Regions from separate parts of the Homo sapiens genome. Here regions 1, 2 and 4 are each linked to region 3. Evidence: chromatin contacts called from ENCODE Hi-C or POLR2A ChIA-PET data. All regions are on one chromosome and are shown on one strand. The core of a region is the stretch at or near the end of the contact, and the rest is flanking DNA. Distances in the headings are between cores, read along the strand shown. Region 1 overlaps TMEFF2 (transmembrane protein with EGF like and two follistatin like domains 2). Region 2 overlaps STAT4 (signal transducer and activator of transcription 4). Region 3 overlaps LOC124905959 (a long non-coding RNA gene). Region 4 overlaps STAT4 (signal transducer and activator of transcription 4).

Evidence for each region. Hi-C counts contacts between places; a loop is a spot of excess contacts on that map. ChIA-PET counts read pairs that join two places held with the same protein, here RNA polymerase II (POLR2A). Pooled maps may share reads with other maps.
Region 1: a pooled map shows a loop between it and region 3 (2.4-fold over the local background). The contact joins two enhancer-like sites. A Hi-C loop is called at or near these places in 1 of 50 pooled maps. POLR2A ChIA-PET finds 5 or more read pairs at or near these places in 2 of 52 experiments (OCI-LY7 and activated T-cell).
Region 2: a loop to region 3 is called in a pooled map, with 2.6 times the contacts of the local background. The contact joins two enhancer-like sites. A Hi-C loop is called at or near these places in 3 of 50 pooled maps. POLR2A ChIA-PET finds 5 or more read pairs at or near these places in 2 of 52 experiments (BJ and RWPE1).
Region 4: a pooled map shows a loop between it and region 3 (4-fold over the local background). The contact joins two enhancer-like sites. A Hi-C loop is called at or near these places in 2 of 37 single-sample maps with no recorded cell type and 9 of 50 pooled maps. POLR2A ChIA-PET finds 5 or more read pairs at or near these places in 1 of 52 experiments (activated CD4-positive, alpha-beta T cell).

What each region holds. Positions count from the first base shown.
Region 1 is chr2:192,161,380-192,164,079 of GRCh38, forward strand. The region is part of intron 4 of TMEFF2 (transmembrane protein with EGF like and two follistatin like domains 2); the gene reads right to left. Among named protein-coding and RNA genes, the nearest start is that of TMEFF2, 32 kb to the right of the region's middle. Within about 2 kb of position 1,257, at least 3 of the 41 ENCODE cell types and tissues checked have a DNase peak (open chromatin) inside an H3K27ac peak, as active enhancers do.
Region 2 is chr2:191,049,453-191,052,152 of GRCh38, forward strand. All of the region lies in intron 14 of STAT4 (signal transducer and activator of transcription 4), which reads right to left. Among named protein-coding and RNA genes, the nearest start is that of STAT4-AS1, 29 kb to the left of the region's middle. Within about 2 kb of position 1,344, at least 3 of the 41 ENCODE cell types and tissues checked have a DNase peak (open chromatin) inside an H3K27ac peak, as active enhancers do.
Region 3 is chr2:191,636,418-191,639,117 of GRCh38, forward strand. LOC124905959 (a long non-coding RNA gene) reads left to right here. Exons shown (of 3, transcript XR_007088692.1): 3 at 907-1,086. Among named protein-coding and RNA genes, the nearest start is that of NABP1, 40 kb to the right of the region's middle. Within about 2 kb of position 1,439, at least 11 of the 41 ENCODE cell types and tissues checked have a DNase peak (open chromatin) inside an H3K27ac peak, as active enhancers do.
Region 4 is chr2:191,113,158-191,115,857 of GRCh38, forward strand. The region is part of intron 3 of STAT4 (signal transducer and activator of transcription 4); the gene reads right to left. Among named protein-coding and RNA genes, the nearest start is that of STAT4, 36 kb to the right of the region's middle. Within about 2 kb of position 1,419, at least 5 of the 41 ENCODE cell types and tissues checked have a DNase peak (open chromatin) inside an H3K27ac peak, as active enhancers do.

The DNA of each region.
Region 1 (2,700 bases), core at 7-2,506, 520 kb after region 3:
TGACTTCAAGTGGTCTGCCCTCCTCGGCCTCCCAAAGTGTTGGGATTACAGGCATGAGCCACCTCACCGGCCTGAAACAGCATAGTAGTTTGCAAGAAAATTGTATGACATAAGTGAATCCATAAGCCATGTCCATCTAAAGGCAGGCATAATGCACTTCCAAATTTAAAGACTTTCAATTTTGGGATGTATAGTGTAAGCAATTAGTCAACTTGCTTGAGTCAGGAACGATGTGAAAGTTAAACATGTGGACCAGTCTGGAGACAACTGTGTCCTTTTCTTCTGTTAAAGAAAACAGGCTTTGGAGCCATCCTTTCCCCAGTACACAAAATAATGTGTTGCCTAGATCATGAGTTTGTTGTGGGCAGTGATAAGCCCTGTTCATCTTTTATTTTTTAATCTCTGGTCTCTCACTCTGTGCCTGGCATTAAAATGGTGTTCGATAAAGCATAAGGAACAAGCAAAGAGAGGAAGTGTGATTCTTTTTTCATTTCCTGTGAACACATTAAATGCTGGGGGTGTGGAAAATTACATTTGGCATGATGAGATGCTTGATGTTCACCATATTAAAGGTTCTAAAATTACAGAGAGCGTTTTGAAGGGTGCTGACAACTCAAAGGACAAACATAACAACCTTGAAGAAGAAAAAGGAATAGAAGGATGCCTCAGGCTGCTTCCTTACTGATGTTGGTGAAAGTTAGCTAATCATGATCTTGATGCCTTTGGGACTACACTTGATGCCAATGTAATGAAGAAGGCAAATGACCCCAAAGTAAACTTACTTAGGAGACACTTACCAGAAAAACAAGTTGAACTCTATGTCCATTGCTACTCACATCACCATCAGCCATGTTTACATGAAATTACAGCCATGAAACAAATATGAGAAACCCCTTAAAATCAGGGGTGAGTGTGCTGTGTCTGTTATTTATGGATTAAAAAATTTGATAATACCTATCAGGAAAAAAGTCTTTTAATATGTTTTAAATTCTCCACATTAAGCTATCTGAAAACATCAACCACAGCATGCAGTTTCATTAACCAAAAGCCACTTAAACTCGTACCATAGTGAAGATTTACAACTTTAGCAAAGTTTAACTTTTCAACAGGGGGAAATAACTTCTATTCCAACTCATAATCTTTGTTGGCTTTAGAGTTAAAATAGCTCCACCCTTAACTACACAAACCTACAAAATTTACTTTTCGCCAACCCACAAAATAGGTATGATATGAGCGCCCCCTACTGGTACAGCACTACTCCCACTTCATGAATACAGTGAAGGATAGCTCCTGTGAGTCTTAGGGGGAAAAAAAATTGCAATTTACTATTAAAGAAGAGGAAAAGCTAAATGAGCTTTTAAAAACCAAACAATAATCCAAGACAAAACAGAAAATAACTCTTCTCACTTTAAAAGAATCTCTGTGAAAGAAAAATGCACGACATGTTTACAAATATTTGACAGCATCTTTTAAATCCTTGCCCAAGATTAGACAGGCAGAGTGAATTAAATGGCTGTCACTCTCAGGATGAACTGGAGTCCTTATTGATATTCAGACATCACAACAAGCAGAGCTTAATTGTAGTGATGCTTATATATTGATAATAAGATTTTCCCCAAATACCACATATGAAAATCTGCAGGCTTTAGAGAAATAAGCTAAGGAGCACCACGGAGGCTGAACAAAGTCTATGGGTGGGCCTTGGGCTTTCTGCATCTGGAAGTGACTTTCTATATTGCTCTGTGAACTGGGAAACTGAAGGTGGAAGCCATAGGCTTTATATTTCCAGTTACTCAAATTAGTTGTCTCCAGAGTAGAAAATCCAATGTGAGAAAATTGATGGCAAATATAGGTAAAGCGCTATTGTGTGGACATTTACATTGACAAAGAAGGAGAAATGCTCCAAAGGTGTTGCTAGTGATAAGCTGTTACAGAAAAAATATAATGAAAGAAATGAAACTCCCACTCTTTGAGTCAGCAGAAGGGAGCTGTTTCATGATATTTGCTATATTTGTAAGGCTGCAATTTGATTATATCTGATTCTGTTGTCACAATCTGTTACATATCCTACATAGAATATAAATATGTGAAGCCATTTAAAGGCCAAATTATGGAGCTGTCTATTTTTATATTTTATTTTTTACTGCCATACCAGTGATGGTACTTAAATTGTATAAATTTTAAAAGGTAAGTGAAAAACAAAATCATCAATATACTCAGGCTTTATTGAAAAGCCACTAGTTAACAACCCCAAAAGTACATCAATCTGTTTCTCTCTTGAAAGTCTGAGAAAATTACTTTAGATGAATATAGTAGGCTCAATGCATGGGCTTTGGTTTTTAAAATAATGCTTTTTATGACACATTTTCATGTCTTAAAAGTAAACCTACACATTCATTTATGTTAAATGGGCATGGAGAACTTGGCGAGTGCTAAATGACGTGATGGGGTTATTTCTTTTTCTTCCCTTTTCCATATCCTTCTTTGCGTTGGCATGTAACATTTTTGTTCACACCAATAACAATATAGAAAGGAATGGGAAATAATGAGGATAGACATGGCCCCCAGGACATCTGTCACCTTCTCACCACCTTTGTTGCCACCATATTATTCAGGTCAGGATCCTCTTTGCCTGCTCCACTATAATAATCTTTTTATTGCTTTCTTTGCACCTACTCTTGCCTCATCTACAATTCATTC
Region 2 (2,700 bases), core at 94-2,593, 590 kb before region 3:
GGCGTGAGCCACCATGCCTGGCCAACAAATGGTAATAGCTTTTAACTTGACAGAAACCTCTGCTAAGAAAAATATGACTGGGATATAGGGTGATTTTCATCCAAATTTCTTGGTCATCTCTTAACAATCCATAATTTATTGTAATGTCCCCCATGGAAAACTATGTGGAATAGAAACAATTAAAATAACCCTTTCATTTAGTGAATATTTATTGAGCATCTATTATGTGCTAGACAGTGGGTTAGATCCTGGGAAACAATAAGAAGAGAGGGAAACAGTGGTCTAATCACATGAGAGATAGCCTTTAATCACAGAATCACAGAATCAGAAGAGAGGAATGTAAAATGACAGCACTGCTTAGCTCATAAAGCCCTCTGCTGCATTCTACAAAGTCTAAGGTTTTAGTAATATTTTTGTACAATTTCTCCCTCAAAAAAGTGTTGCAACTCTTTAAATTAGTTCAGCGAGAAATCAACTTGCTGTGCAAATGCTTGGGCTAGCTGGGGTGTGAGTAGCGCGTCTGTGTTTGAGAACACTGAACCTTGAAAGAACATCTGTTTGGCTATTTTGTTAAATGAAACTCAAGTCACCCAGGCTTTACTAATAGCTTCATTGTGCTTCATGACTTTCCACCACATAAACAAAATTACCTAACACCTCAGTCTGTGGCTAAAACTGTCATTTATCAGTTAAAGCCCACTGACAAAGAGCAAACTGGAGAAACTGCAATTCCAGCTTCTCTATTCAAACAGTTTTCACATTTCAATAATCACTCTCTAGCTGGCTCCCTGCTAGATAAGTACCTCCAGGGAAAGGTTGCTTCCTGGGAATGTTTATTTTACAGGAACAGATTGATGGCCTCAAAGTCTGGCCACTTTCTAGGTGATGAAATTGTTTATTCACATTGACTCTTCCCAGGAGAGAATAGAGTGGAGAGAAAGGCAGTGATTGCTAAAGTTGATTTTATGATAGCGTGTCTACAGATTCCTCAAGGAATGTTGTGAAATTCCAAAGCAAATTCTTAAAGTTAAATTCATTTTTAAAAATCTAAAGCTCCTACCCTATGTTGCACTTCTGAGGATTAAAGAATCTTAGTCAAAGGGACTTCAGAGATTGTCTAGTCCAATGAGTCCAAATGTTTTTTTTTTTTGACCTTGGTACATATTCTTGAAAGTAAACTTCCCACCAGAGTTTCCATCTGTAAATATATAAAATAAAGCTGCCTTGATAGAAACAGGCATGAGGGAGCCAGAGCTCCACATTTCCCCAACCCCCAGGGCAAATGGGGTTCCTGAGGTACCTCTTTGGCATCTCTGGGTTTTCTGGGAAGAAAATGGGTCTTGTGCAACTTCTTCCTTTCACCCAATCCTAAAGCCAGGAGCCCCTGTACGTCCTGACAGCTCAGCTCTTCTTGGGTAATCTCAAACAGTCACAGGGTGCTGCAAATCTAGGGAGGTCTGGAATGGCAACTTAGTGAAACTATCATTTATGACATCTTTGTCCATTGTCAATCATTTAATAACTATCTGATACAAAGTCTTACAACCAAAAAGTAGAATGGAGCGACCCAAAATTGTGTGTGTGCGTGTGGGTGTGTGTGTGATGGAGGTGAAGAGCATTGGAGTGGTAGCAGGAATTCCAGACATGAAATCCCATAAAGGGGCATACACAAATGGTGACCTGAGGTTTCAAGGAACTGGAGCTGGAAGAGGGAAGTGCCAGGGTCCCCTGAAAGGGACCACATCTCCAGCAGAGCACTTGACAGGTGAGCAGAGAAGGAGAAAGATCAGCAGTTGTCTGAAGTTAGGTATCACGTTTTAGAGCCCAGTTTTCCCATCTGTGTAGACACCTGCTCCCTCGAGAGGAGGCTGATCTGTAAATGCCATCACCAACATCTACACAGCCCACCACCACTGACTCACACACAGCTCATTCAGTCCTCACAACAACCCTTAGAAGTGTAGGTTAACATTAGCACCATTTTGTAGATAAGGAAATTGGGAGTTAGAGAGGCTAAGTGGCTTGTGCAAGCTCAGATTGCCTGAAGAGGCAAAAACCAACACTGCTAACTCCACTATGCCACTGAGGCACGACACAAGTGCAAAAGGAGACACAGTAGACAAGAGAGGTCAACAACATTTTCTGAGGAAGCATTATTTTAAATTATGGTGTGAGACAGACATGATTTCGGAGCAGGTGGGTGAGGTGCAGACACTCTGTGAGATAGATGGGGTGAGGTGACGGGGCAGTAGGAGTGCCAACCAGCTCGCCTCTCCCAGGGAAGGTTCTGCGACCCAGAGGCAGCATAGCAGAGGGGCCAGGAGCAGGGACACGGGATCAGACTGCCACGGTTTTATCTTGGCCCTGCCATCAACTGCCCCCACTATCTTGAGTAAGCTGTGTGACCACTCTGTGCCTCAGTTTCCATAACTGAAATAAGTATGAAGCTAATAGTACCTACTTCACAGTCTTGTTGCAAGAGTTACAGAAATCAGTATTAGTGAAGCTCTTAGTGTCCAGTATATAGTAAATGCCACACGAGGATTGTTGAAGACATTCTTAGCAGGCTACAGGTGCTCACAGATAAGCAATAGCAACTTTTTGAAACTTGAAAACGAGGTTACGATATTCTAGCTTCCTGTTTTCCTGTAATTTGTGACCACAATCCCTGGCCTCATGACTTTATGAACTTCACTTTAT
Region 3 (2,700 bases), core at 189-2,688:
AAAGGAGTAGTGATGTCTTCCTGCAAAGTTAAACTCTGTGAAATGAGCAGGGCTTATTAGTGGATCCAGAAGAATATTTAATCTATATTCCTATGTTAATTGAAGAGATGGTAATTTGAGGTCCCTATATAGGGAGAAGTTTTTCCAGAGCTGTAAGAAAGAAGCAAAGTACAAACAAATTTGCCTAATATATCCATGGCTGCTTATCCCCAGAGAGTGGTCTAGATCTTAAGATCTTTCTAATATGCTCCAAGAAGAAAATATTTGTTCTTGGGACATTTCTGTCACTTAATATATTTGCCTTTAGACATTTGAAGGGTATCTGGCTTTCATAAGAAGTCACAGTCACCTGTGTCACTTTCCTCTCAACAGCCCCTTTCTTTGTACATTTCCTTGTAATGCACTATGAACTCTAGGTTGAATCATTCAAGTGCTGTAATATTCACATGAAAGCAACACCAAACTTTGTCTCCATTTTTAGGTTCATGTCAAAGCTAGTTTTTCACTAAATATCTCTGGTTACCATTTGATTTGATTTTAAAATAATATTTCACTTTTCTAAAAGTCGATCTGTTCCACCAAGTCTTAACTCATTGTAGATACAGTTATAAAATCATAAGCAGACAAATAATTCTCATTTCTAGCACATACGTTGCTTTCTTCCCAATGTCCACTTTTCCTCTTCTTTTTCCCAAGAGAATTTCAATTTGATCCAGGATGGATACTAGTTAGCCAAAGTCAACCTTGAGAATTCTATTCCTTTATTCAGTGGTTGACTTAGGAAAGGGCAATTCTGGTCTCTTTGGGGGAAGTCAGCTGGCAAGCCTCTGGAAAAGGTTTCCTTCTCCTAAAAGACACACAGAAGTTGATGTTCTCTCTCCTTTTTTGGAACATTGGTGCATCTAGAGTGGCCCTGGAACCACGGCAGCCATATTGCCACCAGCTGGAAGACGAAGCCAACGGTGGGAGAAGACAGAGCTGGTCGAATCCCCCAGGAGTAAAATGCAGCCTGTAGTACCCTTCCTGGATTGTATCTTACTTGGAGTCTTCTTGTTCTGGGAGGCAATAAATTTCTTTGTTATTTAAGCCATGATGAATCAGCGTTTTCAATTATTTGCAGCCAAAAGCATCCTAAGCAATAGCCAAGTATGCATGGAAGTTCATGCACTTCTCTCACAGAACATTATGTCAGACATTTAGTTCTAGGAAACAGGCTTATCTGATTTCTCAGTTCTAGGAAGCAGGCTTATCTGATTTCCTAGTTTCTGGCAGATTAGAAATAACTTTCTCTATTCTCTAGAAATAGAGAAAGTTAGAGACAGGCAGCTGGACAGAGAAGGGAGAGACATGAAGGCAGAACCAAGAACTCAAGAGGCAGCATTGTGGGGTTATTTAATGCTGGGGCAAACAAGTTCTCCCATCTCTGTAGCTCTTGTGGGTATGAGAGCATAGTTCAGTGACTAACCCATAATGACAGTCATGTGTCTGTCATCAAAGGAAGTTTGCTTTCTGTTTACTCTGTTTCAGAAGGGGAATGAGGCTGAATAGTATGTAAAAATATTTCTTTGTAAACAAGGAAAAGCTTAAGTGATTAAAAGGATAAGCTTATCTGAAAAGGCACGTGGAGAACAAACTCACTCCCTGGCTATGCTAAAAAAATGAGTGCTAATTATATATGCAAATGAAACCTATTAAAAAGTTTGCTTCATCCAGAGAAAAGGGAAGAAAAAAAAAATGAGGCAGTAGTTTGATTGCTGCATAGAGCAGCTCACTTCAGTTTTGGTCCCCATGAGAAGCCCCAGCAGAGAAGCAAAGCTAAGAAGTGAGGACATGGTGTTGCTCTTCTGCAAGTGACTTTATTTTGGCTCAATGGCTCAGCAAGTTTGCCTAAGCTGTTTCCTCAGAAGCCTGCCAGTAGGAAGTAAATAAGCTGCTTGACTCTACTCATAGAGGGGGTTGAGCACTCCTAATTAAAATGTAAATAATTCTCAGGGCCAACAGCTTGTAGACGATAATGACTGGAAAGATCACAGAAACTAAAATCGCACACGCAAAACAGGTTCTAAGTCTTTGTATACACAAACACTAAGCCTACCAATTGATTTAGTCACCTCCGTGAGAAATCACTGGAACCAAGTTATTTGCAAGCATGCAGCAGGAACCAGGTAGCTGGTATACTCTGGTGACACCAGGGAGTAAAGCTTACCAAGTCCACGGGGCATGGATAACTCAAAAAACAAGGGCTTTCTGCAATCAGCTGGTGAATCTGTGGTCCCACACAGCCCCGCCCCAAGGGTTAGGATAGCTCCTCCTGCCCAGCCCATCAGAAGTCTGCCCAGAATCTTCCAAGGCTCATATGTGGAAGATGAGCTATCTGGACAGGCCCCACCCAACAGAGAAGTGTTACTTTGGTTTTAAAATCACCCTTCATTTGAGAAGTACCCTGAAACTTTAATATGCAAATAACAGCTAAATAAAAGGAAAAGCCCAATACAGTTTCTAATTACCAACAAATGCGTATGTATCTTACACATGGTAGCTACTCATAACTTTTTAAAATGAATAAGTGATCTGTTAACCAGAGTACTACATGAGGGAAACAGAGAGAGAATTAAATACTTTTACTAAGAATGAAACTTAAGGCTCTTTAGTTTAGTAGTTTTCAATGGCATTTTTGTTTTCTTCATGCTAGGATACTGC
Region 4 (2,700 bases), core at 169-2,668, 520 kb before region 3:
CCTGCCCATACAATTACAGCCAGTGCTGGCAGACATTACTGGTGCCACTCATTCATTTGTTCCACAAATTTGTACTGAACAGCAATTATTGCCAGGCACTGATCTCACTGCTGTGAGTAATCACACCGAACAAGCATTATCTCTCCTATTTTTTCCTTCTTTGCATCTGAACTTGTCTCTTAGTACCTATATTACAGTTGTTCCTTTGATCTTGAGAGCTCCAACAGGGTTATAGTTCAGAGCTTGGGACACAGGAGAAAGCACTTTTTCAAATTTATTGGATTGAAGAGAAGGAAAAGTGCTGAATTTGACAGAATGAAACAGCATTGGATATAAATATGCTCAGAAACTTATACAAGGTAGTCAAACTTGAAGAAGGCTGAATTGGTTTAAGAGATTCAAGGAAACTTTTGGCTTCACAGGGAGATGTAAGAAGGCAATTAGGTACCATTAGGGCCAAATTTGTCTTTTGTCATCATGCGGAAGAAAGATTAAAAAGGTTAAAGATGAAATTTAGAGAGTGTTCCGAGTTGGAGTTTCATCAAAAGGAGCAGGGAAATAGGATAGAGAAAAAATAATTACGGAAACCAGTATAAAGAAAATCTGTGAAAATTCCTTATTTTTTAAAAGTACACTTTTTGTACAGGGAGTACTCCCAAGAGTAGCAGAGAACATTACAGAAATGTTACAGAAATAGAGAAAGTGATTTATATAAAGAACATGTTTTCATATGTATCATTTTTGATATGCCTCTCCCTTCTGCTCAACCACCACAGACAGGAGGTTCCCCTAGAGTTTATGGCTGATCAAATCTGATGTTTAAAATACATTGTTTCTGAAGAAAACTGTGGTCTGATCTAAGATGTGATATACAGGAAGCTGCTGTTATAATTTAATCTGGGCCATAATTGTTTTACAACTTAGGTAACTTTTTAGACTTAGTGTATCTACCTGAATTGTGGTAGAGACAGGAATAATTTTCAGTGAACGTAATGAAAAGCTCAATCCTTAAGTGTTATAGTATTCAATACTCAACTGCTAAAATAATTTTAAAGTTGGCCAAGGCATAAAATTTATAGCCTGAAGTCTTGCCAAAATCACGGTAATGAGACCATAAATCAATAGAATGTCCCTAAAAATAAATTTTGCTGGTTATTTGTTGCATACATATTATTATTAAGGTTCCTTGCATATCTAAAATATTATTTTCCTTATGCATATGGTATATAATAAATGGATACTGTGGTACATTTTGTGTGCAGTATAGAATAGTGGTGAAAGCAAAAGAAGAAACGATATATTTAAAAATAAGCATTTCAGTATCGTTTTTCTTACTGTTCTATTCTCACCTCCTCCGTTAAGTTTAACAGGAAGTCACAACTCTCAGTTGCATAACTTGTGTTTTCCATTCTCTGCATATTTTTCAGCTGAGCACTTATTAGAAATATGAAGTCACTTCAAGTGACAACACCATCATGACACCTCCTATCAAAAGTGACGTCACTTTTGTCTATAATCAAAGCACTGGGGCTCTCCTACCAAATCATTTCACTTGCCATAGGGCTACTGCTGTAGATCATGCTTCTTTACGGGCTGCAGAGCTGGGGGCTGCCTTTGGAGTGGAGAGACAGCAATTACAAACGTTGAAGAGGATGGAGTTCTGCTTTCAGTTCAGCTCAGCAGCCACATAATGTATTGTTGAAGCAGTGGGAAGGTATGTTCCTACCCTCGCAGGCAAAATTTCACAGACTTTTATGTGTTGTCATTATTGCCATTGTTATTTTTTTGTTTCCAGAACTGATGTACTGAATCGCATATTAGTTTATGTGATAAAAAAGGTAAATTTGTTTTTTCCCTCTATATTTGGTATTTTGATTTTTTTTACAACAAGTATGAAAGTGTGTTACTTTTATAAACAGAAAAAAGTATCTGTTTTTCAATTCTACCAACACTTATGGAGGGTCTGCTATATGCCACACACTGTGCTGAGTATTGGGAATCCAAAGTTGAAAGAGATAATTCCACCTCCAGGTCATTTCATCAAAAACCCATTCACCAAGAACCCATTTGTCAAGGTGATTCCTGGTCCTTTGTTCTCAAAAACTCACAAGCTAAAAGAAAACACAGACATGTAAGCAGTCATGAGATGTCTGCTTCATTGGTGATGAACAAAGCTATTGTTCAAGGCTCAGAGAGGAAAATAATTCTTTGGAGGTTAGGAATGGATCCAATGAAATAAAGCAACCTTGGTGTCTCACCCTAGGAGACATAGCTTCATAAGAGGGTTGTGGGTTGGATTCCATCACCCACTTGTCCTTCTGTCTGGTTCATTTGTGCAAGACATAACCTGTCAACCACGCTTCAATGCCTTGGAGAACTCTACTGTTTTGAAAACATCTGCTTTGGTCTTGATGCTATCTTATCAGATTCTGCAAAAGCTGACCAGCCATTTCCGTTGTGTCTCATCAGGTCCTTAGTCACCTATGACAATTGGACCGAATGCTCCTCCCACAAGCAAAATCACCATAGCTTGTTTCCAATGAGAATCTTAGGTTACATTAAGTATCTGGGTGATTCAGCTGGTACCTGACCTCAGTCCTCAGAAATACTGACTTTCTGTCAATGCATAGACAGTGAAGAATAAATTTTGTATTTTCCTGTATATGTTATGCCAGGATTATATTCATCAATAAACTTCAA